Regions from separate parts of the Homo sapiens genome. Here region 2 is linked to region 1. Evidence: chromatin loops called from intact Hi-C (ENCODE). Cell type or tissue: CD4-positive, alpha-beta T cell. All regions are shown on one strand. Each heading gives the region's core, and the rest is flanking DNA. Links, peaks and the distances in the headings are about the cores only. Region 1 has its middle 19 kb from the start of SLC35F6. Region 2 overlaps KIF3C (kinesin family member 3C).

Region 1 (15,610 bases), core at 2,778-10,777:
GAGATAGATTTGAAGTTTCCTCCCTGTCTTCTCAGTGGACCTGTATTAAACCTCTTTCTCTGCTGCAACCCCGTGTCTGGGTGTATTGATTTGACAGGAGTGTCAGGCAATTAACCTATTACAGTTACGCTTAGAGTAAAAAATGATTCATTATTTGTCTAAAATTCAAATTAGATATGTATCCTGCATTTCATTTCTCAGTCTGGCACCCTGCTGGTCTGGCATCCAGCTCAGAGCCCTTGCTCAGAGACAGTGACTATGACAACAGCTAATTGAATTAGTGCATCTCAGGCACATTTTCCTTTCTAATATGCTGTTGACTAAGCTTACGATATTTTCTCCCTCTGACTCAGTTACATCTCTAAATTGATACCAGCCCCCTTGGACATGGCCTTCACCCTAGGGAAGCCTAGGTTCCTGTATTTAACACCATTCTCTTTTTTTAATTTTTTAAAAAATGTGTTATTTTTAAAAAAATAGAGACAGGGTGTTGCTATGTTGCCCAAGCTGGTCTTGAACTCCTGAGCTCAAATGATCCTTGTCCTTTGGCCTCACAAAGTGCTGGGATTACAGATGTGAGCCACTGCACCCAGCCCTGTATTTAACACACATCTAGAAAATTCGGAGCACAGACAGATTGAGAACACTTTCCTCTTTTGCATACAGTTTCAGGGTATTCCCAGGTCTCATGAAGCCCAGGCGTGGATTGCCCCTGACATAACTTCTTATCCAACCCCCCGCTTTTCAGAATAGAAAACCCAGGCCCAGAAAGAAGGTGACTTGCTCAGGTCAATAGCAAATGACTGTGAGCTAGTCAACTCCCTGTATTTATTTATTTGGCTTAGATTTATATGAACTAGTTTAAACCTGATAGTAATAAAAAAATTCACTGGCCCTACAAATGCTTAATTACATTTAAAGTAATACAACTTATGAACCAATGAACTGTAAAAAGATATTTTTGGCCAGGCGTGATGGCTCACGTCTGTAATCCTAGCACTTTGGGAGGCCGAGGCAGGAGGATCACTTGAGTCCAGGAGTTCCAAACCAGCCTGGGCAACGTGGTGAAACCCCATCTCTACAAAAGATAAAAAATTAGCTGGGCATGGTGGCACGTGCCTGTAGTCCCAGGCTGAGGTGGGAGGATCACCTGAGCCTGGAGAGGTTGAGGCTGCAGTGAGCCATGATCGTGCCACTGTACTCCAGCCTGGGCAGTAGAGTGAGACCCCCACCTCACAAAAAAAAAAAAGATTTTTTTGAACTTTTGGGAGAAAGTAAAAATGATCTATAGAACAAGTTCTCTCGCTAGTTTTATTGGTTGTATTAGCTTCCTGTTGCTGCTATAATTACCACAAACAGAGTGAGTGACTTCCAGCAACAGAAACTTATTATCATACAATTCTGGTGGGTAGAAGTCTGAAATTCAGTCACTGGACTAACATCAATGTATTGGCTGAACTGTGCTTCTTCTGGAGGCCCTAGGGGAGCATCCATTTCCCTGCCTTTTCCAGCTTCAAGAGGCCGCCTGCATTCCTTGGCTGCTGGCCCCACATCACTCTGACCTTTGCTTCTCTAGTCACATCTCCTCTGACTCTGACCCTCTTGCCTCCACAGAACCTTTGTGATTACATTGGCACTACCTGGGTTATCCCGAATACTCTGCCCATCTTAAGATCTATATCTGAAAAGTCCCTTTCATCACATTAGGCAACTTATTCCTGGGCTTTGGGAATTAAGGCGTGGGCATCTTCAGGAGGCCATCATTCTTCTTACCACAGTTGTGATGAGGTATCGTGATTACAGTTTTTGAAAAAAGTCCTTAGCTGTTAGAGAGTGAACTGATTATAGGTGAAATTATTTGCTTTAAAATCCTCTAGACCAGGCACAGAGCTCATGTCTGAAATCCTAGCACTTCAGGAGGCTTAGGTGGGAAGATCGCTTGAGTCCAGGAGTTCCAGACCAGCCTGGGCAACATGGCAAAACCCCATCTCTACAAAAGCAAAACAAAGATTAGCCGGGCATGGTGGCACGGATCTGTAGTCCCAGTTACTTGGGAGGCTGAGGTGGGAGAATCACCAGAGCCTGGGGAGGTTGAGGCCTCAGTTAAGCATGATCCTAGGTGACAGAGTGAGACCCTGGCACTCCAGCCTGGGCAACAAAGTGATAGCATGTCTCAAAAAAAAAAAAAAAAAAAAAAAGAAAGTAAGAATGAAAGAAGAAAATTGAAAGGATGGGTTGCCCCTCCACACCTGTGGGCGTTTCTCGTTAGGTGAAACGAGAGACTTAGAAAAGAAAGAGACACAGAGACAAAAAATGAGACAAAAAAATGAGAGACAAAAAAGAAAGAGACACAGAGAAAGAAAAATGGGCCCAGGAGACCGGCGCTCAGCATATGGAGGACCCGCGCCGGCCCCGGCCTCTGAGTTCCCTTAGTATTTATTGATCATTATTGGGCGTTTCCCAGAGAGGGGGACGTGGCAGGACAATAGGATAATAGTGGAGAGAAGGTCAGAAGGTAAACATGTGAACAAATGTCTCTGCATCATAAACAAGGTAAAGAAAAAAGTGCTGTGCTTTTGATGTGCATATACATAAACATCTCAATGCCTTAAAGAGCAGTATTGCTGCCAGCATGTCCCACCTCCAGCCCTAAGGCGGTTTTCCCCTATCTCAGTAGATGGAATATACAATCGGGCTTTACACTGAGATATTCCATTGCCCAGGGACGAGCAGGAGACAGATGCCTTCCTCTTATCTCAACTGCAAAGAGGCCTTCCTTCCTCTTTTACTAATCCTCCTCAGCACAGACCCTTTACGGGTGTGGGGCTGGGGGACGGTCAGGTCTTTCCCTTCCCACGAGGCCATATTTCAGACTATCACAAGGAGAGAAACCTTGGACAATACCTGGCTTTCCTAGGCAGAGGTCCCTGCGGCCTTCAGCAGTGTACCGTGTCTCTGGGTATTGGAAGTTAGGGAGTGGTGATGACTCTTAACAAGCATGCAGCCTTCAAGCATTTGTTTAACAAAGCACATCCTGCAGAGCCCTTAATCCATTTAACCCTGAGTTGACACAGCACATGTCTCAGGGAGCACAGGGTTGGGGGTAGGGTTACAGATTAACAGTATCTCAAGGCAGAAGAATTTTTCTTAGTACAGAACAAAATGGAGTCTCTTATGTCTACTTCTTTCTACGCAGACACAGTAACAATCTGATCTCTCTTTTCCCCACAAAAATAGAGAGGGGAAAAAAAGCCCTTAGAAGACATAAATGGCAGAAAGTTGATGATTGGTTTTTTTGTTGTTTTTCTGCCTTTTTTTTTTTTTTTTTTTAGATGTAGTCTTGCTCTGATGCCCAGGCTGGAGTGCAGTGGCGTGATCTAGTCTCACTGCAACCTCTACCTCCTGGGTTCAAGCAATTCTCCTGACTCAGCCTCCCAAGCAGCTGGGATTACAGGCGCGTGCCACCACACTCAGCTAATTTTGTATTTTCAGTAGAGACGGGGTTTCACCATGTTGGCCAGGCTGGTCTCAAACTCCCCACCTCAGATGATCTGCCTGCTTTGGCCTCCCAAAGTGCTGGGGTTACAGGCATGAGCCACCATGCCCGGCCAGTGATTGTTAAAGCTGAGCTATGTGTACATGGAGGCTCACTGTACTATGTCCTCCAATTTTTTGCATATTTGAAATTTTCCATTATATAAAGTTAAGCATTATAGATCTTTATGTTGTGGTACTGGTCCATGGACAGATGAGTAACCGTGAAAGAATAGGAAGTCCAGAAATGCACCCTAACACAAGCAGAAATTTAATAAATACAATACAAATGTGGCATTTCAAATCAGTGGGGATTGTTTAAATGTTATTGGGACAACTGGGTAGATATCTGTGAAAAATAAGCTTAGAGGCTGGGTGCGGTGGCTCATGCCTGTAATCCCAGCACTTTGGGAGGCCGAGGCAGGCAGATGGCCTGAGGTCAGGAGTTCAAGACCAGCCTGGACAACATAGTGAAACCCCATCTCTATTAAAATACAAAAATTAGCTGGGCATGGTGGCATGCGCCTGTAGTCCCAGCTATTCCAGTTCCTCGGGAGGCTGAGGCAGGAGAGATGCTTGAACCTGGGAGGCGGAGGTTGCAGTGAGCCGAGTTTGTGCCACTGCACTCCAGCTTGGGCGACAGAGCAAGACTCTGTCTCAAGGAAAAAAAAAAGTTTAGATTCCCACCTTTTACCTTACACCAAAATAAATTCCAGCTGGATAAAAGATGTGACTGGAATAAAAAAATTAAATTGTGAAATCTCTAGAAAGGAATGTGGAAGAGCCATTTTGAAGACATTATAATAGTTCTGGAGTAGGAAAGGTCTTCTGCGTGTGATAAAAAAAACTTGCATGGGGAAAAAAGCATAAATAAAAGATATATGACAATCTGTGAAAAATATTTGCAGTTCACACCACAGACACAGGTCGAATTTCCTTGACATATGAAGAAGTCTGTATGGCGTAGCCATACAATGGAACATCATGCAACAATAAAAAAGAATGAAGTACTGATACATGGTACAACATAGATGAAACTTTATTTATTTATTTATTTATTTATTTATTTGGAAATGGCGTCTTGCTCTGCTGCCCAGGATGGAATGCAGTGGCACGATTTTGGCTCACCGCAACCTCCACCTTCGGGTTCAAGCAGTTCTCTTCCCCTAGCCTCCTGAGTAGCTGGGACTACAGGCGCATGCTGCCATGCCCAGCTAATTTTTTGCATTTTAGTAGAGATGGGGTTTCACCGGGTTGCCCAGGCTGGTAACTCCTGAGCTCAGGCCCTGCCTGCCTCAACCTCCCAAAGTGCTAGGATGACAGGCATGAGCCACTTTGCCCGGCCAGATGAACCTTGAAGCCATTATGTGAAGTGAAAGAAGCCAGCCACAAATGACCACATATTGTATAATTCCATTTATATGAAATGTTCAGAATAGGCAAAACTATGGAGACAGAGAGTTGATTAGTGATTGCTTAGGTGTGGGGGTGTTTGGTGGGGGAGGCATGGAGGTGTATGGTATATGCATGGTGGGGGTGATTGCTAATGGGTACTGGATTTCTTTTGAAAGGGAGACAAAATGTTCTAAAATTAGATTGTGATGACAGTTGCACAGCCCTGTAAACATACTAAAACCACTGAATTGTACATTTCATATGGGTGAATTTTATGGTATGTGGACTGTATCTTAATAAAGCTGTTAACAAAAAATCAATACAAACAAGGCCAAAAACACAAAAGCAAGATGGACAATGAATATAACGAGACAATCCATGGGGAAAGAAGTACCTCTTAGGCCCAGGAAAGATGCTCAACAGTGCTCATAATAAGAGAAATACATTAGCCGGGTGTGGCGACACACACCTGCAGTGCTAGCTACTAGGGAGGCTGAGGCAAGAGAATCACTTGAACCCAAGAGACAGAGGCAGCAGTAAGCTAAGACTGCACCACTGCATTCCAGCTGGGGCAACTAAGTGAGACCCTGTGAAAAAAAAAAAACAGAGAGAGAAAAAAATATAAGACCGAGCATGGTGGCTCATGCCTGTAATCCTAGCACTTTGGGAGGCTTAGATGGGAGTATTGCTTGGGCCCAGGAGACCAGTTTAGGCAACAAAGTGAGAAGGGTATCTCTACAAAAAAATCAACAAAATTAGCTGGGTGTGGTGGCATGTATCTGTAGTCCCAGCTACTTGGGAGTCTGAGGTGGGAGGATTGCTTGAGTCTGGGAGGTTGAACCTGCAAAAGTGATATAAAAGTCCAATGAGTATCATTTTCACCTGTTCAGCTGGGAAATTTCAAACAAAGTATGATAATGTGCTCTTGGTCTGACTGTAAGGAAACGCTGTACACTGATGGTGGAAATCAAGACAGTTCAGCCTCTGAGAAGGGCGATTTGGTAATATCTATACAGTTAACATATTCATATCCTTTCTCCCAGCCTGGAGCTACCATGTGCCCATGAACTGTCTTCTAGGCTTGTTTGCTATGAGATAATGAGGCCTTACATAATTAAACTTTTATTATGTTGGGTTTTCTGGTCTGTGAGACCAAAATGAAAACTGATAATTGTAGCAATTCCACTTCCAGGAATTTATTCTAACATGTTTTCCCTACGTGTTTTTCATAGCAATGAATTGGGAACCACCCACATTTCCATCTAAAGAAGAGTAGTTAAATACGTTATGGCGCCTCCATGTACTGCCATGCAGGGAATACAGTATTGCTTTACAAAGGAATGACGATGCTCTTCATGTGCGATGGACAATGATCTCCAAGATGTGTTGTTAAGAGCCCCATGTAAGGTCGGGCACAGTGGCTCACGCCAGTAATCCTAGCACTTTGGGAAGTCACGGTGGGCAGATCGCTTGAATGCAGGAGTTCGAGACCAGCCTAGGCAACATGGCAAGATCCTGTCTCTACAAAAAAACACAAAATTTAGCCAGGTATACTGGCATGCACTTTTAGTCCCAGCTACTTGGGAGGCTGAGGTGAGAGGATTACTTGAGCCTGGGAGTTGGAGGTTGCAGTAAGCCAAGATCACACCACTACAATGCACTCCAGGCTGGGTGACAGAGTGAGATCCTGTCTAAAAAAAAAAAAGAAAAGAAAAATCCTTGCGTATGATATGCTACTATTTATGTAAAAGCTAAAATATATGTATATTTTATACTTGTAAATATAGAGAAAATCTCTGGGTGGAGATGTGGAAAGTGATAATTGTGTGGTAGAGGGCTAGGGTGTGAGAGACTCACTTTTCACTGCATATCCTTTTTGTGCCTTTTGAATTTTATACCATGTGTAAATTGACCTATTCAAAATGATAAGCAGAATAAAGGATGCCACGCCAGGAAGATGGTGCACCTTGAGAATAGGACTGTCTCTACTTGCACTTCACAACTATCAGATATGGCTCCAGATATGCAGCTTCTCCGAAACACCAGGGGAATTCGAAAAGCACAGTCTTATTGCCCAAACGCTGGGTTATGGTCCTGGAGATGGATTCTAATTTGCCATGTGCCTTTAGGTGGGTTACTTCCCATCTCTGAACCTCTGCTGGACCACCTGACTCCTAGGGGCCTTCCAGATCTCAGGCTCTGATTCTGCTGCTCAGCCAATACAAGGCTCACTAGACAGCCACCAGATGGCGCTCTGACCCTGCTTCCAAAGTGAGATGAGGCTGGGCCCATCCAGCTTTTACAAATGATGGGTGTCACTGGAGGGAATTTTAATATTGAAAGTATCAAAAAGGTCACTTCTGTAATCCCAGCACTTTGGGAGGCCGAGGTAGGGGGATTGCTTGAGCCCAGGAGTTAGAGACCAGCCTGGGTGATATAGCAAGTCCCTTATCTCTATTTATTTATTTAGAGACGAAGTGTTGCTCCTTGCCCAGGCTGGAGTGCAGTGGTGCAATCCCGGCTCACTGCAACCTCTGCCTCCCGGGTTCAAGGGATTCTCCTGTCTAAGCCTCCCAGGTAGCTGGGATTACAGGCCTGTGCCACCATGCCCGGCTAATTTTTTTTTTGTATTTTTAGTAGAGACGGGGTTTCACCACGTTGGCCAGGCTGGTCTCAAACTCCTGACCTCAAGTGATCCACCCGCCTCCGCCTCCCAAAATTCTGAGATTACAGGCATGAACCACCCCACCTGGCACCCCCATCTCTATTAAAAAAAAAAAAGAAAGCATCAAAAAGGGTGTGATTCAGGGAGCTGCATAAAACAAAAAGAGGTGCTGAGGGCTGAGTTTCTCCAGGAGTCAGATGGTGGAGGACACAGTCAAGTGCCCTCAACCAGGAGGGCAGGGTGGCCTAGCGTAAGAGGCTGGCAAGACTGCAGGCTGGCAGGAGGTTTCAGCCTCCCTGTGAGCTGGGGAGGCCTTGGCTGGGGCAGAGAGCCATGAAGGGCATGGGCTGTGGAATCAGGGGCGGGCAGGTCTGTTGACCTCTCTGAGCTTGTTCCCATCTGTAAAATGGGGTAATTCTGTCACCTGTGATATTGATTGTCATTCTTTTAATAGTGTTTGTTCTTGAAACATTAGAAAGCTCAGTAAATGTAGCTGTTATGTCTATGGGTAACGGGGAAGCTGCCTCTACAGAGGACACCTTTTCTTGGGGCTTGATATCCAGGCTCCTAGCCCAGAGGGTAGGCACGAGGGCTTCTTGGAGGAGGGAGATCCCCCGTGTGAGGCAGCGGTACTCTGTAGGAGCTGATCATTGCTGGGCTCAGAAAGAATTCCCTAGTTGTCTAATGTACGGCAAACACCGCAATTACTTTTGCACCAACCTAATAGATATCTCCTGGTTTTTCCTTTTTATGTGGACATGTGAGGAAAGTCCTATGTATCTTTGCCTTAAAATGGTTCTGTTTAAATGTTATAAAATATAAATGCTATGGATTAAAAAGAGCGGGTGGCCTTTTTAAGACATTTCTGGCTGAAGCCAGCATTGAAACTGCTGGAAACCACTAGGGCTGTTAATGTGTGATTTTTAGCGACTCCGGGCAAAGCGACCTTTTCTCCAGAGCAGAGATTGGTGTTAGTGGGGAGGGGTGCCGGCAGGATAAATGCTGCAGTGGGACACTCTTCTCCGGAGTGAAAGTGACCAAGTGGGAGGAGTGTCTGCCTCAGGCCTCTGCACTTCTTCCTCACTTTCTCAGCTGAAGGAATCTTGGAACTATGTGCTTATAGGAAGGGAAATCTTTTTATCCCCCCACGGAAAGGGGCTCTTTGCCCACCACATGAGGTTGTACCTCCTGGAAGAGGCTCCTTGTTAATTCCATCAAGGGGGCATATCAGCTGGCTTTGGCCCTAGTGGAATAGAGTGGAAATTGGTTTTCCTTCCTCAAAAACAGAACTAAAGTCTTTCCTGAGAGCAGCAGATCCCAGTCTTTATTTCTCCAAAACAGTGCTTCCAGAACTTTCCTGTTAAAATGCAGATTCCCAGTGGCCATTACGCAGTGATTCTCGAGAGAGTAGGTCTGGTGACTTGGTCCTGACAGGCCTGGTGGGAAAAAGCAGTTCCAGCTGCTTCAGCCCTCCAGCAGGGGCTGGGGGATGACAAGGACATGGAAAGACCCCAGAGCATGGATGGGAGGGAGCTGGCTCAGGGGCCACAGGGCCCTACCTCAGGGGTGCAGGCTGAGCAGGCAGGTAGGGCAACACTATCCCAAAGCAAATAGCAGTAGCAGGGCGGCCTCTAGGTCTGAGGGGAAGGAGGTGGAGTGGGAGAACATTGCATTTGCAGTCCAAGCTCTGCTCCTTACCTCCTGGGCGACCTCAGACAAGTCACTCAGCCACTTGGGCCTCACCTGTAAGTTGGGCATGGTGATTCCTGCCTGGCATCTGATAGAAACTCAACAGAGGTAGTGGTTTTCTTCCTTGTATTAGATCATCTGAACTTGGCCCGCAGGCCCCTCGGGCAACAGGCCTCAGAGTGTCTCTTGCGCTGTGAGAATAGGGGAGGTAGTGAGCTAGGCCTATGCCCTTTGTAACAGTACCCACACATACCCCTGCCCCTGCTGCGGACCTCCTTGGCTCACCTGTCCCGATCGCTCCCGGATTGTTGGTCTCTTATGGCAACTGAAAGTACAGATGGTCATGACCGCCTCCTGGGTCCTTATCAGGCCTCAGTTTCCCTAGGGGTGAAATGAGGCAGGCTGAGATGCCTCTGGGGCTCCTTCCAGCTCTGGCCAAATCTTGCATGAGGATTTGTTCTGCTCTGTGCTGACTGAGGCAGGGAAGGGGAACCATGTCATCCTTCATGGCCCTGCTGCAGGTGTCCCCTGGGGACCTCGGCTGACTTCCTGACTGCTTTCAGGGTCTCCTCATGAACATGAGGCTTTGTCTGAATGCCATGGTCAGATTTTTCACCATGAACCAACCAGAAGGAAGGGGAGAAGTCCTCTCCATGATTGTCCAAATCAGAGTGGCTTTTTGGCTTTAGCCTGGCTCTGTTACTTTTCTGGTGTGACTCTGAGCTTATCTGAGCTTTCTGTATCGATCCTCCTTATTAGCAAATGGAGGGGAGGAAGAGGTGGTCCCTGTAGGTCCTTTCTATAAAGGCAGGCATACTTGGTCCCACTGTGAGACTCTGTACATTTCCACTGAAGATCCATTCCTCACGCTTTGAGGGCCCTTTTTGAGGCTGGCTGGGGAGCCGAAGCTCCCCCTTCCTAAGCATTTTAGCCGTGGGGTTTAGACAGGTCCACTGGCCTAGTGGAAGCATGAAGCCCTCATTCACAGAGTGGGCACGATTTTGACTGCCTTGCCCACCTCACAGGTTCAGAGAGTGGACAGAAGGAAGGGTCCACTAGAAAGTAAGTACTGTGCTGGTATGGTCGATTACGAGGTCCATTTTTGCAGCCCAGAGCAGGGGGAAGTGGGAGCTGCTGTTCACTTTTGATGCTTGGATTGGGATGGCCTGACAGCAGCCTGGCCCCGGCAGTGATCTGCCCTCAGCATCCTGGAGCCCCAACCACTCCCAGCCATGGGCTGACCCCATGGGAGGTGGCGTCCTAGGGGTGGGTTGTGGGCCTTCCGAGGCTCCTAAGCTGTTAAGTGGTGAGGGAGCCAGGTGGACAGGTGGTACTGGCCCATCCCAGCCTCAGCACACTCCTGCCCGTCACGGCTCCTGCTCCCTGCCCTGAAGGCAGGGCTGCTGGGGCCACCGAGGCCACTGGCATGACTATCAGGACATCTGATTCTTGAGTTGGAGGCCGCTGTGCAAATGCGAGGCTGAGGACAGCCCGGAAGATTCCATTACAGTGTTTTGACAATCTTCTCCCTTGGCTGTGCCACAGGCTCTCCTTGGCCTCCCTGCCAGGCAGGGGAGTAGCTTGTTCTCAGCTCTGGAAGCAACAGCTGGGGCATCCCGGGCCCTCCCAGCCCACAGAGAAGGGCTTGCTATGTGCCCTCCTGCCGTTCCCCTGCCTAGGCTGGTGTAGAGAGAGTGATCTTACAGAGCGCAGGCATTGGGCTACGAACATCTGTCAGGAGTGAGTGATGCCAGGTGAATCTTCTAGAAACTCTAAATTCCATGAAATTTTCCTCCACTCGGAAACTTTTGCTGGCTCCCTGTTGCCTGTGAGTAACAGCTAAGAGCTGAACATCCTGTCTGGTGGATGCCTCCAATGTCTCTTCCATTCTCCCCTGCCTTTCCTTACTCCTTCCCTCCTCCCCACACTTTCACAACCATCTTTGATGCCTATTAAGTGTAGGTATGGCATGAAGCTCCAGAGATAAAACCACAAATGAGATGGACACAGCCCCGGACTCATGGAGCCCACTCCCTCCCCTTCCTAAGGAGATCCCCGGGCTCTTCTCACTGTTCTCCAGCACTCTGGGAACATTCCCCTATGGGGCCTTTGCTCAATTTCCTACACCTGAAATGCTGTTGCCATGTGCTAGATCCCACCATTCCTTCCAGGCTCAGTCAGGCCCAGCCCCGGCCCCATGTCCACACCTCCCCAGCCTTGGAGCCCTCTCTGTCTCACTTGGCACTCAGCCCACACACCTTGACCTTCATTTCTCTCTGCAAAGCTCCATCAGCCCTGTGCTCACACTCATGGTGGCAGACACGAGCGGGTCCTATCCAAGTCCCTCCCTGGGGCCCAGCTCCTAGTACTGGAGAAGGGAGTGGGGGTCCCCATGGGGTCAGCATTGGGCTTATCCAGGAATGCAGACCTGACTGGTCGGGCTGAAGTGCTTTAGGGGCAATTTTGCATCAGGGTCTGTGGTGCTTCTTGGCCAGCCTCATCTGAAGGGAAGCAGGCAGACCACAAGGGAAATAAAAGCATAGCAGAGCATAGCACTGAGGTTTGTATGGTTCCTGCCACACAGCCCAGTCCTCATGCACTCAGGAGAGAGGGCTAAGTCACAGAGAGGGGGCTGTGAGTACAAATCCAAAGCGTTTTCACTAAACCCACCACGAAAGTTTGGAGCACCAGACAACATGCTCTGAAGTTGCAGGAGGGAGTGTCACAGTAGGTGGGTGGGGTTTGAGGACTGTGCTCATTGGGGCAGACTCTGCAGCCTGAGCAGCAGGATGGTCCGCCTGTCTTGACAGCTGTAGGCGAGGAGGAGCCTGTCTCCTTGAGCAGCTCCAGCCCCAAGCGGCAGGTGGCAGAACGATTGGGCCACATGGCGCCTTGTCCCTCACCCTGGTGTGCGTGCCAGCCTAGGCAGAGGTTACCCCATAGTGGTTTAGATGGGATGAGACCCTTTGGGACTCCTCGAAAAAGATGGGAGAGTAATTTTAATAGGCGAAGAAACAGCCAAAGAAATGGGGTTTCATGGGCTCTGGGGATTTTCCATTTACCCTCAGCCTGCTAGGGCCTGAGAGACCCTGTTTGCCTAGGCAGAGGCACAGTGTTTTAGATTAGCTCCTGCCCCATTGACCTTTGCTTGATGTCTGGCTTGTGCCAGCAACACCCCATGGGGACCTCATGGTTGCTTGTTACATCCATATACTGATATGTGTCCAGCTTCGAGTGACACTAGCGACACCTGTGCCGACAGCTGGCCTGGTCTGGGGTGGGCAGAAGTTGACCAGAAGCATTGATGGCCTCCCCGCTGACCCTCTCATAAAGAGGCATGGGGGACTTACACCCCCTACCGTGGCCATCAGAACAAAATGGGTGTAGGTGGGAGTGCTTAGCTCATCTGCTGGGCCGTGTGCAAAGCCTCTATGGTTTGTTTTTTCCTAAACAGCTTCTTTGAGATAAAACTGACATAAAATAAACTACACATATTTAAAATGCAGAATTTGGTAAGTTGACAGATGTATATACATGTGAAGCCATAACAGAGAGCAAATGCATCCTTCGCCCCAAACCTTCCCTTGCTCCCCTCCTGCTCCCCGCCCCCTGCCCCCTCAACTTTTTTTTTTTGAGACAGTGTCTCACTCTCATCTAGGCTGGAGTGCAGTGGCACAATCATGGCTCACTGCTGCCTAGACTTCCTGGGCTCGGGTGATCCTCCTTTCTCAGCCTCCTGAGTAGCTGGGACCATAGGTGCGTGCCACCACACCTGGCTAATTTTTTTGATTATTTAGTAGAGATTGGGTCTCACTATGTTGCCCAGCTGGTCTTGAACTCCTGGGCTCAAGGAATCCACCCGCCTCGGCCTCCCAAAGTGCTGGGATTACAGGCGTGAGCCACTGCGCCTGGCCTGCTCACCTTTTTAATCCCAGCCTCCTCCCCTGGGCCAGGGCAACTGTTCATCTGCTTTCTGCCCCTCTAGATTAGCTTCTGTTTTCCGGAACTTTAGAGTAATGGAATCCTTCCATATGTGCCCCTGTTTGTCTGACTCCTTCTGCTTTTTGTGTGTTTCAATAGCTTCTTCCTCTTCATGGCTGTATTGTATTCCTTGCCACACATATACCCGGCTAATGTATCCATTTCCCTGTGGATGGACACGCAGGCTGTTTCCAGTTTTGGCCTGTTACAGATAGAGTTTTGAAGCTGGTGCAGATAGGGGAGAGCGCTAGCCAGGGAGCCCAGAGGCCCATTCCCTCCCTCTTTTTTGTGAGACGGAGTTTCACTCTTGTCGCCCAGGCTGGAGTGCAATGGTGCATTCTTGGCTCACTACAACCCTACCTCTTGGGTTCAGGTGATTCTCCTGCCTCAGCCGCCCGAGTAGCTGGGATTACAGGCACCCGCCACCACGCCCGGCTAACTTTTTTGTATTTTTAGTAGAGACGGGGTTTCATCATGTTGGCCAGGCTGGTCTCGAACTCCTGACCTCAGGTGATCTGCCTGCCTTGGCCTCCCAGAGTGCTAGGATTATAGGCGTGAGCCACCGCGCCCGTCCTCCCTCCCCTCTTTGTCTTACTGTTCTCTTCTGAAACATGAAGCATTGGACTCACAGTTCCTAGGGGCCCTTGGCTTTAACAGTTGGCTTCCTTCATTTTTCTCTGTTAATGCTGTGCTCCTGTGACAGTGAGGGCCAATGGCAGAGGCTGGGCCTGCTCAGGACCTGGGGGTGCTGGGCTCTGCACTGCCCAAGCCTCATTCTGGAATTCAAGTGGTAAGTTTGTAGACCCTCAGCTCCGGTGAGCTTAGGCTACAGAATTTGGAGCTAGAAAGGACCTGAAGCATTGTCTGTATGGTCGCCTGACTGGGTGCATGGGTCCCCTGAAATGCGTGTTGAGGATCTGCTGGAGCCAGCCCATTGTGGCAGCAGAGCGCTGACGCTTGAATCCCATCCACCCTGGGGGGCTAGGGAAGGGTGGGGTGGGGCTGGGTTTGTCCCACCCCTACTGTCTCCACTGTCCCCTTCCCCCACCATGGCCAACTGGCCTCCCTCCCTGCCTCCCAGCAACCTCAGCAATGCCCTACTTAGACCCCGGAGAGGGGTCTGCCCATCTGTTCACCATGATAAGGCTGGAGGGGGCGGTGGCAGTGGGTTCCTATTGTGTCTGTGGCACCAGATTTGGAGATTAACTCCAAATCACTTCGGTCTCAGGAACAATGAAGTGGCTCCCCCACAGCCTGATGTCACCCCACCAACCTGCTGCTCCCTCTGGGAAGGGAGGATCAGGAAGGGATGGGCTCTGGCTTACTCTGCCTTCCAGAAGCTGCTGAAGCAGCATCTGGGATCCCCATTTGCTCAGGGGCAGGGATGAGGTTGGGGGGCACACCTGGGAAGGCAAAGAAAACAATGTGGCCCCAAGGGCCAGAGACTGTGGTGGCTGGATGGATGTGGAAGGTGGAGCCATGTGGCCTTGGATTCGAAACCTGGTTCTGCCACTTGGGTGACCTTGGATAAGTAAGGTGACCTCCCTGAGCCCCAGTCTCCTCACCTCTGGATGGGGATAATTGTACCTCCCTCTGCAGGGGTGTTGGGAGAATTGAGTAGCACTCCTAGCCCAGCTCCTCGCACATGCTTCATATCTATTGTTTGCTCCACACACCTCAGCCCCAACTGATCTAAGAGCCCTGGCCATCAAGTTTCCTGTGGCACATTTCAGTCCTTGGAGGCTGTCCTGAGTGATAAGGGACAGCCCTCTTGCTCCCTCTCTTCAAGGACAGGACAGGTGCCTGAGAGAGGAAGGGGCTCAAGTCTGAGCTGGGAACGGGCTGGGAAGGGCCATGCCCAGGTCAGGAGCTAGGGATGGGGTTTGGGCTGGGCAGAGCTTGGCTAAATGAAGAAGCCCAGATAAAGTGGTGGTGGCTGGGGGAGAAAGGGTGAAAGCTTAGTCAGGGAAGGAAGTGCCTTTTTTATTTTTATTTTTATTTTTATTTTTTTGAGACAGAGTCTCGCAGTGGCGCAATCTCGGCTTATTGCAACCTCCGCCTCCTGGGTTCAAGCGATTCTCCTGTCTCAGCCTCCTGAGTAGCTGGGATTACAGGTGCGCACCACCACTCCCTGCTAATTTTTGTATTTTTAGTACAGACAGGGTTTCACCATGTTGGTCAGGTTGGTTTCGAACTCCTGACCTCGTGATCTGCCCGCCTTGTCCTCCCAAAGTGCTGGGATTAGAGGCATGAGCCACCGCGCCCAGCCAGGAAGCACCTTCTATCTTTAGCAAGTTCAAATCTCCAGGTCACTGACATCTAGGGACTAGGAAGCTGTGCTGATGT
Region 2 (15,610 bases), core at 5,116-13,115, 800 kb after region 1:
AGTCCTTTTCAGACATTTATGTGCATCCAAATTACCTGGGAATCTCAGTACAATATGGATCTCAATTCACTAGGTCTGAATTTCTTATTTGATTTGCTTATTTATTTTTGAGATAGGGCGTTGCTATGTTGCCCAAGCTGATCTTGAACCCCTGGGCTCAAGCGATCCTCCTGCCTCAGCCTCCCAAACAATGGGGACCACAGGCATAAGCCACCACACCTGGCTCTGGAGTGTTACAAAATCTCCCCAGGTGTTTCTAACATGCAGTGATATTTGAGAGCAAGTGTCTTTTGATTATAAAGAATAAAGAATGCTAGAGCCACATAAAATGCTGGGGAAAATGAAGGGTCTCAGGGTTGAAATGGACAAGCGTGTCCCAGATTCAGAGGCCAGGCCAGACAGCAGGCTCCTGAAGACCTGTGACCCAGTAGTTAGGGGATCAGGTATCCATGGTCCACAACAGTAGGGGCCTCCTCCATGTGGTTCTTCTCTTTTCTCTCACACCCACCCCACCCCTCCTGCCAGGTTCCCCAGATGATCGGGCCCCATGACAGTGAGTGTGGATTGATGAATGGGAGGAGAAACTGGGATAAAGAGAGCCCAAGGTGGCCGGGTGCAGTGGCTCACACCTGTAATCCCAGCACTTTGGGAGGCTGAGGCAGGCGGATCACTTGAGGTCAGGAGTTCGAGACCAGCCTGGCCAACACGGCAAAACCCCATCTCTACTAAAAATAGAAAAATTAGCTGGGTGTGGTGGCATGTGCCTGTAGTCTCAGCTACGTGGGAGGCTGAGGCAGGAGAATCGCTTGAACGTGGCAGGTGAAGGTTGCAGTGAGCCAAGATCGCGCCACTGCAGAAAAAAAAGAGAGCCCAAGGAAGGGACCTGGAACCCACTCTGGGACAACCCCCAAGGATTCTGTTTGGTTCATCAAATACGTATTGAGCACTTGTTATCTGCCAAGCACTGAGCTAAGTCCAGGGACCCAGAGATATGAGTAAGATATGACTGCTGCCATGAGGGAGCTCACAGGGGGGACAGCATGTAAATGAATAATTATTCTATTATGAGAAATAGTAGGAATATGGCCTGGTTACTGAGGGGGCCCGAAAGAGCAATTTCAAGGGGATCAGGGAAAATTTCCCAATGGTCAAGGTGTGTCTTGCAGAAAAAGTGGCAGTTTTCCAGTTAGATGTGGAGTGGGAGGAGGAACCCAGGTGCTTGTGAAATGCCATGGCCCATTGAGGGAGCTGGAATTCTTTTTTTTCTTTTTTGAGACGGAGTTTTGCTCTTGTTGCCCAGGCTGGAGTACAATGGCGTGATCTCGGCTCACCACAACCTCCGCCTCCCGTGTTCAAGCGATTCTCCTGCCTCAGCCTCCTGAGTAGCTGGGATTACAGGCATGTGCCATTATGCCCAGCTAATTTTGTATTTTTAGTAGAGATGGGGTTTCTCCATGTTGGTCAGACTGGTCTCGAACTCCCAACCTCAGGTGATCCGCCTGCCTTGGCCTCCCAAAGTGCCGGGATTACAGGCGCTAGCCACCGCACCGGGCCCCCAGGGAGCTGGAATTCTCTTGGTGAGGCTGGAGTACAGAGCATACGCAGAGCATGAATAGTAAGAGGAACCGGGAGGCCAGGCCAGCTCCCGGGGCCTGTCACTGCAGCTGACCTTGGATTTCATCCTGTAAGGAATGGAGGTCCATTCAGTAGTTTGAAGCCAAGGAGCAAGCATTCAGAGTTGTGCTGTTTTTTGTTTTTTGTTTTTTGTGATGAAGTCTCACTCTGGCACCCAGGCTGGAGTGCAGTGGCGTGATCTCGGCTCACTGCAGCCTCTGCCTCCCTAGTTCAACCGATTCTCCTGCCTCAGCCTCCTGAGTATCTAGGACTACAGGTGCACGCCACCACACCCAGCTAATTTTTGTCTTTTTAGTAGAGCTGGGGTTTCTCCATTTTGGCCAGGCTGGTATCGAACTCCTGACCTCAGATGATCCGCCCACCTCAACTTCCCAAAGTGCTGGGATTACGGGCATGAGCCACCGTCCCCAGCCCAGGGTTGTGTTTTTAGTGGATCTGCCTGGGTGTCATGTGGCAGAGGGGTGGAAGGGGACACTGAGGCAGTGGGGAGACCACAGCAGTGGTCCAGGAGAGTTGTGGGGGCTGCAATGAAGCCAGCAGGTAGCAGTGAGAATGAAAAATGGGGGGTGGTGGGAGCCGCACTGAGGAGCAGATTTGATGGCCTTGACTCACTGGCCAGATGCAACGGATGAGAGGCAGGGCAGGGATGAGGCGAGGCAGGTGAGTCGCTGAGGATGCAGTGTAAGGGATTCTTCCCTCTCATGGTCCTGCAAATGCTGACCTGGAGTGTGAAGGAGGAGCCTAGGATGGGTTTAGGTCTGTGGCAAGGCAATGCGGTAAGAGGGGAGATCATTAACCAGGAGCGCAGGCGGCTGCAGTGTGGCAGCATGGACAGCCTCCAGGGCTCAAGGCCTCTTCCTCCTGCCTTGGCCTCTGAGGCTGTGTGGGGCTGGAATGAAGCTCGTGCCTCTCTGGCGGGCCCAACTTGCTCAGCGTCTTTGGGTGACAAAGCCTCACACAGCCCATTCCTTGACCTCCCAAAAGCCACTGTTAACCCCTGTCTGGCTGTGTTCCCAATGATGTGGCTCTTACAGGTGGTCTCCTGCTCCCCAAGTCTGACAGCACCCCCTGCTTTGAGATCCCTCAGGTAGGTCAGCTGTTTCCACTGGGAAAAATTCCAGTGGAGAAGCAGCCAGCTTTTTCCACTGGTTCAAGGTGATTTCAACCTTCCAGGAGGCCCGTGATGAAGCCAGAGGACAACTGGGTACCCTGGGACAGCACCTTCTTCTTATTTTATTTTCATTTTCTAAAATTTCAAATCGGGCACCCCCCCAAACCAGAATAGGTTTTGAAAGGCTGCCGACAGCACCCTCTTGAAAATACATTTTATGTAGTCACAGTTTACACAAATCTGACATTATTTCAGCTTCAGATTCCAAAGCACTGACTAGGGGCTTTCACAGAGTGAGACTGGGGGTACGAGGTTCAAATCTCTCCTCTTTGCTACTCAATAGCTGCATGGCCTTAGGCTGGTCATTCTCAATGTCTTCATTTATTAAATGCGGAGGAGAATAGTCCCTCTTAGGGGGGGATGGAAACCATGGTGTTAAAGGCTTAGCTCAGCATCTAATAGATACTTAGCGCTCCACAAATGTTTGCCAGCCATCCTGGAACATAGGCGGTGTTCCAATATTGTAGATGACAGACCTGAAGGGATTAATTTGCCCAAAGCCTCGAGGTAAGTGGGTAGAACCAAGTCTTCCCGGCCCTCTCCAAAGCTCCTGCTGTGCTGGGCCCGTGCTGTTCCTTCTTGCTGTGCAGTCTGCTCCCTTTGGCTTTTCTTCTGCTTTCCACATCAGCTGAAGATTTAGACCCTTTCCTGCTGCCTGTGTTGAGAGCTGTCTTCCTGAGTTGGAAGCCAGTTAGCTAAAGGCTGGGCTACCTGGTGACTGTATCTTATCTTTCCCAATCCTCAACACCAGCTGGGTCCTGGTTGCCAGGATTAGGTTGCCACCCCCATCCTCCTCCTAGCCCTGGTGGACCAACCTTTCCTGTGTACCCAAAGCAAACAGACCAGTTGCCCTAGATTCCCCGAGGGGCACCCTCTGTGCCTCCCTAGTGTTCCTGCTGACAATAAGAGCCTTGTGCTGGGACCTGAGACACTAGAGGGGAAAACTCCATTCTCCCTGAAAGCCACAAGGCCCCATCTGGGACACATCTGGTGTCCACTCCCAGAAGGACCACAGAGCAGGGAAGCAAAATCTCTCCAGCTAGCAATGTTGTGGACCCTTTGCAAAGCCCACCTCCCAACCCCTCTGTGTCCCCAGGCCATGGAGAGCAAGCTCCTCATCGGGGGCAGGAACATCATGGATCACACCAACGAACAGCAGAAGATGTTGGAACTGAAGAGGCAGGAGATTGCCGAGCAGGTAGGGCCTCCAGGTGCCAGGTCCCCTTGGAGAGTGTGGCCTGCAGCTCATGTCTGGGAGGTGCAGGGCCGTAAACCATGGTGGACTCTGGATCTCTGGAATTACAGTGCTGAGAATCTCAGACATGCCACCCTGGGTCCCACAGGTCTACTAGCCCAGGGTCTTCCCTTTGGCAGGGGCACTGCTAGCTGGTGGGCGAGAGGACGTGATAGCTCTCCATAACATCAGCCTCCACAAGCCACCTGGTACTAATTCCTGGGCCTTCCACAAGGTGGTGTGAGTTCTTTGCCAACTGTATGACTGTTTCCCTAAATCATCAAGAGCCACAGTTTGTTGGTCTTACCAATCAACCATTATACTACTTGGGGAGAGGGTGAGGCAGCTTGGAAGGCAGTGTGATGTGCCTCCATCTGTGTGACTAACGCCTCTGGAGTAGGCCAGCTCTTAGGGGCTGGGGTCTCCATCCACATGGGGCAGAGCCTGGCAAAGGCATGGCCCTGGGAACTGAGAGGAGGGTTCCCAGGGGCTCTGCAGGATTGGGTGGGAGCAGTGGATGTGGGCCATGGGCCATGGTGAAGCCAGGTCCCGAGACAGGCAGAGTGAGCCAGTCCCCTGAGCTTTCCTGGCCCTCCCGAGTATGCACTGCTCCTTTGAGCCACACTGCCCGTCCTTGGCCTAGAAACGTCGTGAGCGGGAGATGCAGCAGGAGATGATGCTCCGGGACGAGGAGACTATGGAGCTCCGGGGCACCTACACATCCCTGCAGCAGGAGGTGGAGGTCAAAACCAAGAAACTCAAGAAGGTGAGACGCTGCAGCAGGACCGGTTAAGGTGTGCTGGAGGCCCAGCAGTCTCTGCCCAAGGGATGTGTGCTTCAGGGACTCCTCCCCATTTGGCTGGAACTGCTGAACCCCTGAGTGACATGGCTTGGCCTCGGGGGTGAGCAACAGGGGGAGGCAGGAGGCGGGGGCTGGGGGTGGAGTAGAGCCTTTTCTCCTGGGCCAGGGTGGGCTATGACAGGCTGCAAACTCTGTCACTTGCAGTATCCAGCGTTACCATCTTCATGGTCCTGGGTGATTACCCCGTTCAGTGTCACCAGTGAGTCACAGTTGGGATAGCTGGGCCTGGAGCAGGGCCAGGGGAATACAGAGAGGCTGAGGAGGAGACTGGAACCCCGGGAAGCTCAGGTGGGGAGTGTAAGGCCCTCAAGGACATGTCAAGGGATGAGAATAGCCGCTCACCAGAACCCTGCAAAGCCCGTGGCAAGGGAAAGACATGTACATGTGAGGGGGGTCTAGGGCAGGAAGCAGCAAAGCTCTAGCTTGGATTCTGGGAAAAACCTGGAGGCCCTTCGGGGTGGGTGATGTGGCTGCCCAGGGGCAGGCCTGGCAGAGGCACTGCCACTGTGGCAGTTACCACGGACCCAGCCCTCAGTGGCTTTGGAGAGGAGCAGGATGGCCATGCTACCTCCACACCCCACTTTTGAGAGCCCCTGAAGAGACTGGAGTGGGAGGGGTCACCTTCCAAACTCGTTCAGGCTTCCTGCTTCCTGAGCTGGGTCTCCAAATAAGCCCCGGGTCCTAGTTCCGGCTCTTCTATTGGCTGGTTGTGTGACCTTGAGCAAGTCTGTGCCTGGCTTCCTCATCTATGAAAGGAGGGTATTGGACCAAAAGGTCCCTGGGGTCCCCTCCCGTTTGAACATTCCACGATGCTGATAGCAGCTGAGAAAGAGCAGACAATGGTCACAGGCCTCAGTGAAGGAGGGCGGGGCACCACTTTAAATAGCCCAGCCCAATTCGTGGTGGGTTGGGCACAGCGGGGAGTTCAGAAAAGGACCCGCAGCCTCATCCTGGGCTGAGTCGGTAGACTCTGAGCCTGCAGCCCTGCGGCCCAGGCTGGGTGACTGGGGCCTCGTTGCCACACCAAGCAGCCTCTGAGTGGCACCTGTCCCCACCCAGCTCTACGCCAAGCTGCAGGCGGTGAAGGCGGAGATCCAGGACCAGCATGATGAGTATATCCGCGTGCGGCAGGACCTGGAGGAGGCGCAGAACGAGCAGACCCGCGAACTCAAGCTCAAGTAGGGCCCGCAGCTCTTTTCATCCCGGGTCCCCACAGCCAGCCATCATTACTCAGGCCTCTCCTCCCCTAAGGCCTCATCCTGACTGTCTCCTCTCCCATGAGTCCTTTAGGAATAAAATGCGTCTGAGGGCTGAGGGATGGGCCCACGTGCTGGAGTTTCTTCTACCTCCTCTGCCTGTATTTGATGAACCCCTCAAAATGGACGCTAGGTGCTGGCCAAAAGTAACTCCGAAGGCCCTGAGGCTACCATCTTTGCATAAGAATCAGTGATTTTAAATTTTTTAAAAATTATTTTTAGGGCCGGGCGCAGTGGCTCATGCCTGTAATCCCAGCACTTTGGGAGCCGAGGCAGGTGGATCACCTGAGGTCAGGAGTTTGAGACCAGCCTGATCAACATGGTGAAACCCCATCTCTACTAAAAATACAAAAATTAGCCGGGCATGGTGGCGCGCACTTGTAATCCCAGCTACTCAGGAGGCTGAGGCAGAATTGCTTGAACCTGGGAGGTGGAGGTGGCAGTGAGCCGAGATCATGCCACTGCAATCCAGCCTGGGCGACAGAGCGAGACAACGTCTCAAAAAAAAAAAAAAAACAAAAACAAAAAAGGCCGGGCGCAGTGGCTCATGCCTGTAATCCCAGCACTTTGGGAGGCTGAGGCAGGTGGATCACGAGGTCAGGAGATCGAGACTATCCTGGCTAACACGGAGAAACTCCGCCTCTACTAAAAATATAAAAAATTAGCCGAGAGTGGTGGCGGGCGCCTGTAGTCCCAGCTACTTGGGAGGCTGAGGCAGGAGAATGGTGTGAACCTGGGAGGCAGAGCTTGCAGTGAGCTGAGATGGAGCCACTGCACTCCAGCCTGGGCGACAGAGCAAGACTCTGTCTCAAAAAAAAAAATTATTTTTAAATTTGTTTTAAAAATTATTTTAAAAAATGTGTGTATATAGTAGTTGCATATATTAATATTGATGGGATACATTAGATTTTTTTTTTTTGGAGATGGAATATTGCTCTATCATCCACCCTGGAGTGCAGTGGTGCAGTCTTGGCTCACTGCAGCCTCCACCTCCCAAGTTCAAGCGGTCCTCCTGCCTCAGCCTCCTGAGTAGCTGGGACTACAGGCGCCCACCACCACACCTGACTAATGTTTGCATTTTTAGTAGAGATGGAGTTTCGCCATGTTGGCCAGGGTGGTCTCAAACTCCTGACCTCAGGTGATCCGTCCTCCTCGGCCTCCCAAAGGGCTGGGATTACAGGCATGAGCCACCTCGCCTGGCCACATGAGATGTTTTGATACAGGTGTGCAATGTGAACTAAGCACATCATGGAGAATGGGGTATCCATCCCCTCAAACATTTATCCTTCAAGTTACAATAATCCAGTTACACTCTTTAAGTTATTTTAAAATATACAATTTGCTGGCTTATACCTGTAATCCCAGCACTTTGGGAGGCTGAGGCAGGTGGATCACCTGAGGTCGGGAGTTTGAGACCAGCCTGGCCAACGTGGTGAAACCCCATCTCTACTAAAAATACAAAAATTAGCCAGGCATGGTGGCATGTGCCTGTAATCCCAGCTACTCAGGAGGCTGAGGCAGGAGAATCACTTGAACCCAGGAGGTGGAGGTTGCAGTGAGCTGAGATCGTGCCATTGCACTCCAGCCTGAGCAACAAGTGCAAAACTGTCTCAAAAAAAAAAAAATATATATATATATACACACACACACACACACACACACATATATATACAATTAAGTTATTGACTATAGTCACCCTATTGTGCTATCAAATAAAAGTATTTATTCATTTTTCTAATTTTGTGTACCTGTTAGAAGCAGTGATTTTTCAAGCTGCAGTATTTCTGTAGGGATCCTTTCCCCTTAACTTCTTGATTTTCCCCACCTCCACATTGCCTCTGCCTCTTTTTTTAAAATAAATAAATAATTAATTAACTTATTTTTTTTTGAGACGGAGTCTCACTCTGTCGCCCAGGCTGGAGTGCAGTGGTGTGATCTAAGCTTACTGCAAGCTCTGCCTCCCAGGTTCATGCCATTCTCCTGCCTCAGCCTCCTGAGTAGCTTGGGACTACAGGCACCCACCACCACGCCCAGCTAATTTTTTTTTGTATTTTTAGTAGAGACGGAAATGGTGTTTCACTGTGTTAGCCAGGATGGTCTTGATCTCCTGACCTCGTGATCCGCCCGCCTTGGTCTCCCAAAGTGCTGGGATTACAGGCGTGAGCCACCGTGCCCAGCCCCCTCTGCCTCTTGGCTTGTTGCTTCTAATCCTTCAACCCTCACATGCACCACGTGGTCTCTCGCTCACCCATTTTCCCATCACTCCTTCATTCCTGCTCCCAGGTACCTAATCATCGAGAACTTCATCCCGCCGGAGGAGAAGAACAAGATCATGAACCGGCTTTTCCTGGACTGTGAGGAGGAGCAGTGGAAGTTCCAGCCACTGGTGCCAGCCGGCGTGTGAGTCTCTAACCCAGCTGTCTGGGCTGGGGGACTTGTGGGTCCACTCCAGGTCGGGGCTGGTGAGGGGCCTGAGGCCTTGCCTGCAGGGAGACAGATGTTTTGTGGATTGGGGAAAAGATGGGGAGGATGCCGATGGGGGATGAATTTCTCAGGATCTAATTGTAGGGGTCTCTATGATGGAAGGGTGTTCTGGGAAAAAAAGTGTCTCATTGGCCTGGGATGCAGAAAATACCTTGTGAGGGATCTCGGGAGGGAGGAAGAGCATCTCAGCCTCTTGACAATCCTAGCGAATGCTAACATCTGGCCAGGTCTGGTGAATATTCATTTGTCAGATGCCCGAAATAGCAACCACAGTTAATATTTGCCAAGCGCTACTGTGTGCCGGATGCTGTGCAAGACTCAGGAGACAGAAGATAAATTAGACATGGTCCGAGCTCACAGTCCAGTGGGAAATAAGTAATCAGATCATGATGTGATAGAGCTGTGATCCAATCTCAGTGCGCTCGCTCATCCGGGTGATTTCAGCATTTCCACCTGTTTCCATGTCCTAGTCCTTGGGTGCAGCTGCGGCCATTGGCTGGGTGTGTGGCTCCCTCTGCTGGTGGCCATGAAGAACATCCCAACAGAGTGAGGCCTTGCCCGGCTGAACCATGGGCCCTTAATTGCAAATATATAGAGAGAGGTGCTTAGGAGGCTGGACACCAATGCACCTTCCTGGAGATTATTTGCTCTCTCTAGAATATTAATGTTAAAATAGGGCAAGAGTCTCCCTAAATCTGGGATGGGAAGCTAGCAAGAGGTCTACAGCTTCTCACTGAAGCATCAGATGCCTACTTGGTTATTTTTTTTTTCCTTTCTTCCTTTTCTTTTCTTCTTCTTTTTTTTTTTTTTAACAACTATAGCTTAGATGCCTATTTGATCTTTCTTAAAGGCTGATTTTACTTAAGGTGATACCACATAAGTTTGTAAGTGGCAAGCACGTGAATAGAGGACTTTTCAATGGTATTACTTTGCACCTACAATCCACCTTTCCAATCTAGGTAGAGATTCTCAATAGTACATCAGCTGTCATAGAGGTTTTCCACCCTGGCTGGAGCTAGAATACCTGCAGAGAGTCTGATTTAAAGGGTCCCAGGTCTTAGGTTTTGTGATTCTGCATTTGAAGCCAGGCTAGAAAACCACTGCTCCAATGACATTTGCTGGAGTTGGATGCTGGCGAGGCTTCACTCTGAAGGGTTATCTTATGCTTAGAAAAGTTCTTTCTAGCTGGGCGTGGTGGCTCAAGTCTGTAATCTCAGCACTTTGGGAGGCTGAGGCAGGTGGATGGCCTGAGGTCAGGAATTTGAGACCAGCCTGACCAACATAGTGAAACCCCATCTCTACTAAAAATACAAAAAAAAATTAGCTGGGCGTGGTGGCAGGCGCCTGTAATCCTAGCTACTAGGGAGGCTGAGGCAGGAGAATCTCTTGAACTCGGGAGGTGGAGGTTGCAGTGAGCCAAGATCACTCCATTGCGCTCCAGCCTGGGCAACAAGAGCAAGACTCCGTCTCAAAAAAAAAAAAGAAAAGAAAAGAAAAGGTCTTTCTGCTGGGCATGGTGGCTCATGCCTGTAATCCTGTAATCCCAGCATTTTGGGAGGCCGAGGCGGGTGGATCACTTGGCGTCAGGAGTTTGAGACCAGCCTGGCCAACGTGGTGAAACCCCGTCTCTACTAAAAATACAAAAAATTAGCCGGGTGTGGTGGCATGCACCTGCAGTCTCAGCTCCTGGGGAAGCTGAGGCAAGAGAATCACTTGAACCCAGGAGGCAGAGGTTGCAGTGAAACTTGCTCTTTCGCCCAGGCTGGAGTGCAGTGGTGTGATCTTGGCTCACTGCAACCTCCGCTTCCTGGGTTCAAACGATTCTCGAGCCTCAGCCTCCCCAGTAGCTGGGATTGCAGGTGCATGCTACCACGCCTGGCTAATTTTTTGTATTTTTAGTAGAGACGGGGTTTCACCATGTTGGCCAGGCTGGTCTTGAACTCCTGAGCTCAAGTGATCCACCTGCCTCAGCCTCCCAAAATGCTGGAATTATAGGCATGAGCCACTGCACCAGTCCTTAGAAAAGTTCTTGAGTTTAAAGTTTGCAGGTGAAGGAATTTCTTTACATTGGATGTAGTAGTGCCACCAATGTGCTCAACTAGTTGTGGGATGGGAGAGGCTTTGAGAAGGTGTGCATTAACTTTTGTTGTTGTTGTTGTTTGAGACAGGGTCTCACTCTGTCACCCTGGCTGGAGTGCAGTGGTGTAATCACAGCTCACTGCAACCTCAGCCTCCCCAGGCTCATGTGGTCCTCCTCCCAGCTAATTTTTTTTTCTTTTTTTTTGGTATTTTTTGTAGAGACAGGGTTTTGCCATGTTACCCAGGCTGATCTCGAGCTCCTGGGCTGAAGCGATCTGCCTGCCTTGTCCTCTCAAAGTTCTAGGATTACAGGCGTGAGCCACTGCGCCTGGCCACGTCAGCTTTTTATTTTGAAAACAAGAATTGCAAGAATAGTATAAAGAATTCTCGTATACCCTTCACCAGATTATTAACATTTTGCCATATCTTGCTTTAACTTTCCCCCAACCACTTGAGATTAAGTTGCAGACATTTTGACCTTTTACCTGTACTTCCGAAAAATGAGAACATTCGTGTTCCACAGTGCAATGATCAAACTCAGGAAATTTTGTATTGTCACAATATTATTATATAGGCAATATTAAAATTTGCCAATGTCCTTTATGATGATTTCCCTCCCTCCCCACCTGCAGTCATGCATTTCATTTAATTGTCATGACTCTTTGGTCTCCTTTAATGTGGAACTGAGAAGGGATTTTGACTTGAGTTTAGCAGTTTCTTGCTTCAGAGGAATTTATTCATTTCTCAAAACACTCTGCAATTTTGACTTGACTGCCTCAAGCACATGATCCAGACTCAAAGTGTGGCAGGTGCTTTACCTGAAGTTCGAATGAGCTTTCTGCATAATGATTATGAATTTCCTTCCCTCCCTCCCTCCCTCCCTTCATTCCTTCCCTTTCTTCTTTCTTTCCCTTCCTTCCTTCCTTCTTTCCTTCCTTTCTTTCTTTCTCTCTCTCTTTCTCTCTTTCTCTTTCTCTCTTTCTCTTTCTCTCTCTCTTTCTCTCTTTCTCTTTCTCTTTCTTTCTTTCTCTTTCTCCCTTTCTTTATTTTCTTCCTTACTTCCTTGCTTGCTTTCTTGCTTTCTTTTTTCTTGAGTCTCACTCTGTCACCCAGGCTGGAGTATATAACTCACTGCAGCTTCGGGCTCCTGGGCTCAAGTGATCCTCCTGCCTCAGCCTTCTGAGTAGCTGGGGCCACAGGCATGCACCACCACACCAGCTAAATTTTTTATCTTTTGTAGAGACAGGGTCTCACTTTGTTGCCTAGGCTGGTCGTGAGGTCCGGGGCTTAAGCGATCCCCCTCCTACTGCCTCCCAGGGTTGGGATCACAGGCATGAGCCACCCCACCCAGCCTGGACTTCCCCTCCTTATTTATGTTATTTATTTATTTGTATTATTTTTGAGACAGAGTCTATCTCTGTCTGCACTCAGGCTAGAGTGCAGTGGTGTGATCACAGCTCACTGCAGCCTTGACCTCCTGGGCTCAAGTGATCCTCCCACTCAGCCTCCCAAGTAGCTTGAACCAGCAGGCAGTCGCCACCATGGCCAGCTCATTTTTTCTTAAATGTTTTTTAAAAGTTTGCTTTCTTCCACCAGGTGTTCATGCCTGTAATCCCAGCTACTCTGGTGGCTGAGGCAGAAAGATTGCTTGAGCCCAGGCTATTGTAAGCTAGGATCATGCCACTGTACTCTAGCCTGGGCGACAGAATGAGACTTCATCTCTAAAATTTTTTTTTAATTTACTTTCTTCCTTTTAAGTAACCCTTACTTCAATTGCAAACAATGTTTTCATTATGGAAAATTTAAATAAACATAGAAAGAATGAAAATTCCACCTAGCTAGTAGTAGTGTTTACTAACAATTGGATTTGAACTTTCCACCATCTTTTCTTTTTTTATACATAAACTTTTCTCCTTTTGAGGGTTAAAATGGTTTGTATATGCTGAAAAAAACCATTCACAGATTTTAAAAATTAAAATAGCTACCTTAAAACAGCATACTTTAATTAATTTTTACAGTAATACCTATAATAACTTTTTTTTTTTTTGAGGCAGTCTCGCTCTGTCACCCAGGCTGGAGTGCAGTGGCGCTATCTCAGCTCACTGCAAGCTCCACCTCCCGGGTTCACGCCATTCTCCTGCCTCAGCCTCCCGAGTAGCTGGGACTACAGGTGCCTGCCACCACACCCGGCTAATTTTTTGTAGTTTTAGTAAAGACAGGGTTTCACCATGTTAGCCAGGATGGTCTTGATCTCCTGACCTCGTGATCTGCCCGCCCCGGCCTCCCAAAGTGCTGGGATTACAGGCACAAGCCACTGCGTCGGGCCCCTGTAGTAACTTTTTAAAAAGAAAGAAGCTTGCTAGAATACAGATCTTTCTTTATTGTGTAAATGTTGCCAATTTCTAGCCCATTGTCTTTTTTACCCTGATCTTCTGCTTTAAAGGCAAGTTTGTGCTCTTTATTAAAGGATTCTAATGCTCTCTGCTCTTGTTGCCCAGGCTGGAGTGCAATGGCACAATCTCGGCTCATTTCAACCTCCACCTCCCGGATTCAAGCAATTCTCCTGCCTCAGCCTCCCCAGTAGCTGGGATTACAGGCGCCCACTACCACACTTGGTTAAATTTTTTTGTATTTTTAGTAGAGACAGGGTTTCACCATGTTGGCCAGGCTGGTCTTGAACTCCTGATCTCAGGTGATCCGCCTACCTCGGCCTCCCGAAGTGCTGGGATACAGGCGTGAGCCACTGCGCCCAGCCTTCTTTCTTTTTTTTTTTGAGATGGAGTCTCGCTCTGTCCCCAGGCTAGAGTGCAGTGGCGCGATCTCGGCTCACTGCAACCTCCACCTCCCAGACTCATGTAATTCTCTAGCTTCAGCCTCCCGAGTAGCTAGGATTACAGGTGCACACCACGACACCCAGCCAAGTTTTTGTTTTTGTTTTTGAGATGGAGTCTAGCTCTGTCGTCAGGCTGGAGTGCAGTGGCGCGATCTTGGCTCACTGCAACCTCCGCCTCCCGGGTTCAAGTGATTCTACTGCCTCAGCCTCCTGAGTAACCGGGATTACAGGCATGTGCCTCCACGCCCAGCTAATTTTTGTATTTTTAGTAGGGACTGGGTTTCACCATGTTGGCCAGGATGGTCTCGAACTCCTGACCTCGTGATCTGCCCACCTCGCCCACCAAAATGCTGGGATTACAGGCGTGAGCCACCATGCCCGGCCTAATTTTTATATTTTTAGTAGAGATGGGGTTTTACCATGTTGGCCAGGCTGGTCTCGAACTCCTGATCTCAAGTGATCCGCCCACCTTGGCCTCCCAAAGTGCTGGGATTATAGGCACAAGCCACCTCACCTGGCCCCCACCTTTCCTCTCTGTGATTCTTCCCACTGTCCTTGAGCAGGGAAAGTTGTGAAAAGAGAGTCAGTTCTTTGCCAGTGGAAACCTGGAAAACTCTGATTTTTCCTCAGAAGCTATTTGCTTTATTTTTATTTATTTTATTTTATTTTATTTATTTTTTGATACGGAATCTCGCTATGTCACCCAGACTGTAGTGCAGTGGCATGATCTCAGCTCACTGCAACCTCTGCCTCCCAGGCTGAAGCAATTCTCCTGCCTCAGCCTCCTGAGTAGCTGGGATTACAGGCACCCACCACCATGCCCGGCTAATTTGTTTGTATTTTTGGTAGAGACGGAGTTTCGCCATGTTGGCTAGGCTGGTTTTGAACTCCTGACCTCAAGTGATCTTCCTACCTCGGCCTTCCAAAGTGCTAGGATTTACAGGCGTGAGCCACCGTGCACATCCAAAAACTATTTGCTTTAAATTTACCTCCATAGTGTTAAGTTGTATTATTTTGCTGTTGTTGTTGAGATGGAGTCTCGTCTGTCACCCAGGCTGCGGTGCACTGGCACCATGATAGCTCGCTGTGTTGCCTGGGCTGGTCTTGAACTCCTGGCTTCACGCTAATCCTCCCACCTCAGCTTCCCAAAGTGCTGGGATTACAGGCAGGAGCCACTGCATGCAACTGGCCTTAAATTTTATTCTTTTTTTTTTTTTTTTTTTTTTTTGAGATATTCTCACTCTGTCACCCAGGCTGGAGTGCGGTGACACTATCTTGGCTCACTGCACCCTCCGCCTCCTGGGTTCAAGCAATTCTCATGCCTCAGCCTCCTAAGTAGCTGGGATTACAGGCTTGAGCCACCGAACCTGGCCTTAGTTTTATCCTTTGTAAAGGGACTACCCAGACCAAGAATTATTGAACCCAGGCTGCAGCTGTGAAAGGACAGGATTTTTAACTACCAGACTATAAAGTAGAGCAGCTTTTATAGTGTTTTCTTTTCCAAGATTCTTTGCAAAGAATTAGTCCTAACACACACTCATTATGCCCATTAATTTAAATCTGCATATAGTTGCTTCCACTTTGCATTTGTAAGTTTGTGTTGGCAACTCTTCTAAATGAATACCAATTGGACAGTGTTCCCTTAAATTTTTTTTTTTTTTGAGATAGAGTTTTGCTCTTGTTGCCCAAGCTGGAGTGCAATGGTGTGATCTCGGTTCACTGCAACCTCCACCTCCCGGGTTCAAGTGATTCTCCTGCCTCAGCCTCCTGAGTAGCTGGGATTACAGGTGCCCGCCACCACGCCTGGCTAATTTTTGCATTTTTAGAAGAGGCGGGGTTTCGCCATGTTGGCCAGGCTGATCTTGAACTCCTGACCTCAGGTGATCCACTCACCTCAGCCTCCCAAAGTGCTGGGATTACAGGCGTGAGCCACAGTGCCCGGCCTCCCTGAAATTCTTATATTGAAAATTTAAAGCTATAAATAGATTTACAAGGTTTTCCGAAATTATGGTTAAGTATATTCATAACTTAACCATGCTATTTTATGCAGAATATG

The links. Hi-C counts contacts between places; a loop is a spot of excess contacts. Peaks named below come from ENCODE experiments on the same cell type or tissue, not always from the same donor. Only the 100,000 strongest peaks of a DNase experiment are listed, where the experiment ranks them.
Region 2: a loop joins it to region 1, with 6 times the contacts of the local background. A loop is called at or near these places in 4 of 110 quality-filtered maps.

The regions. Positions count from the first base shown.
Region 1 is chr2:26,737,485-26,753,094 of GRCh38, reverse strand. No RefSeq gene overlaps it. Among named protein-coding and RNA genes, the nearest start is that of SLC35F6, 19 kb to the left of the region's middle. RefSeq lists enhancers at 1-58, 2,303-3,050, 10,139-10,644, 14,160-14,660, 14,661-15,161. In CD4-positive, alpha-beta T cell, for the core only: CTCF peaks have their summits at 6,981 and 7,180 (motif pointing right); a DNase peak (open chromatin) is centred at 7,184.
Region 2 is chr2:25,944,737-25,960,346 of GRCh38, reverse strand. It overlaps KIF3C (kinesin family member 3C), which reads left to right. Exons shown (of 8, transcript NM_002254.8): 2 at 3,903-4,004; 3 at 4,684-4,806; 4 at 5,962-6,080; 5 at 8,442-8,558. Among named protein-coding and RNA genes, the nearest start is that of KIF3C, 30 kb to the left of the region's middle. In CD4-positive, alpha-beta T cell, for the core only: CTCF peaks have their summits at 8,950 and 9,149 (motif pointing left); a DNase peak (open chromatin) is centred at 9,156.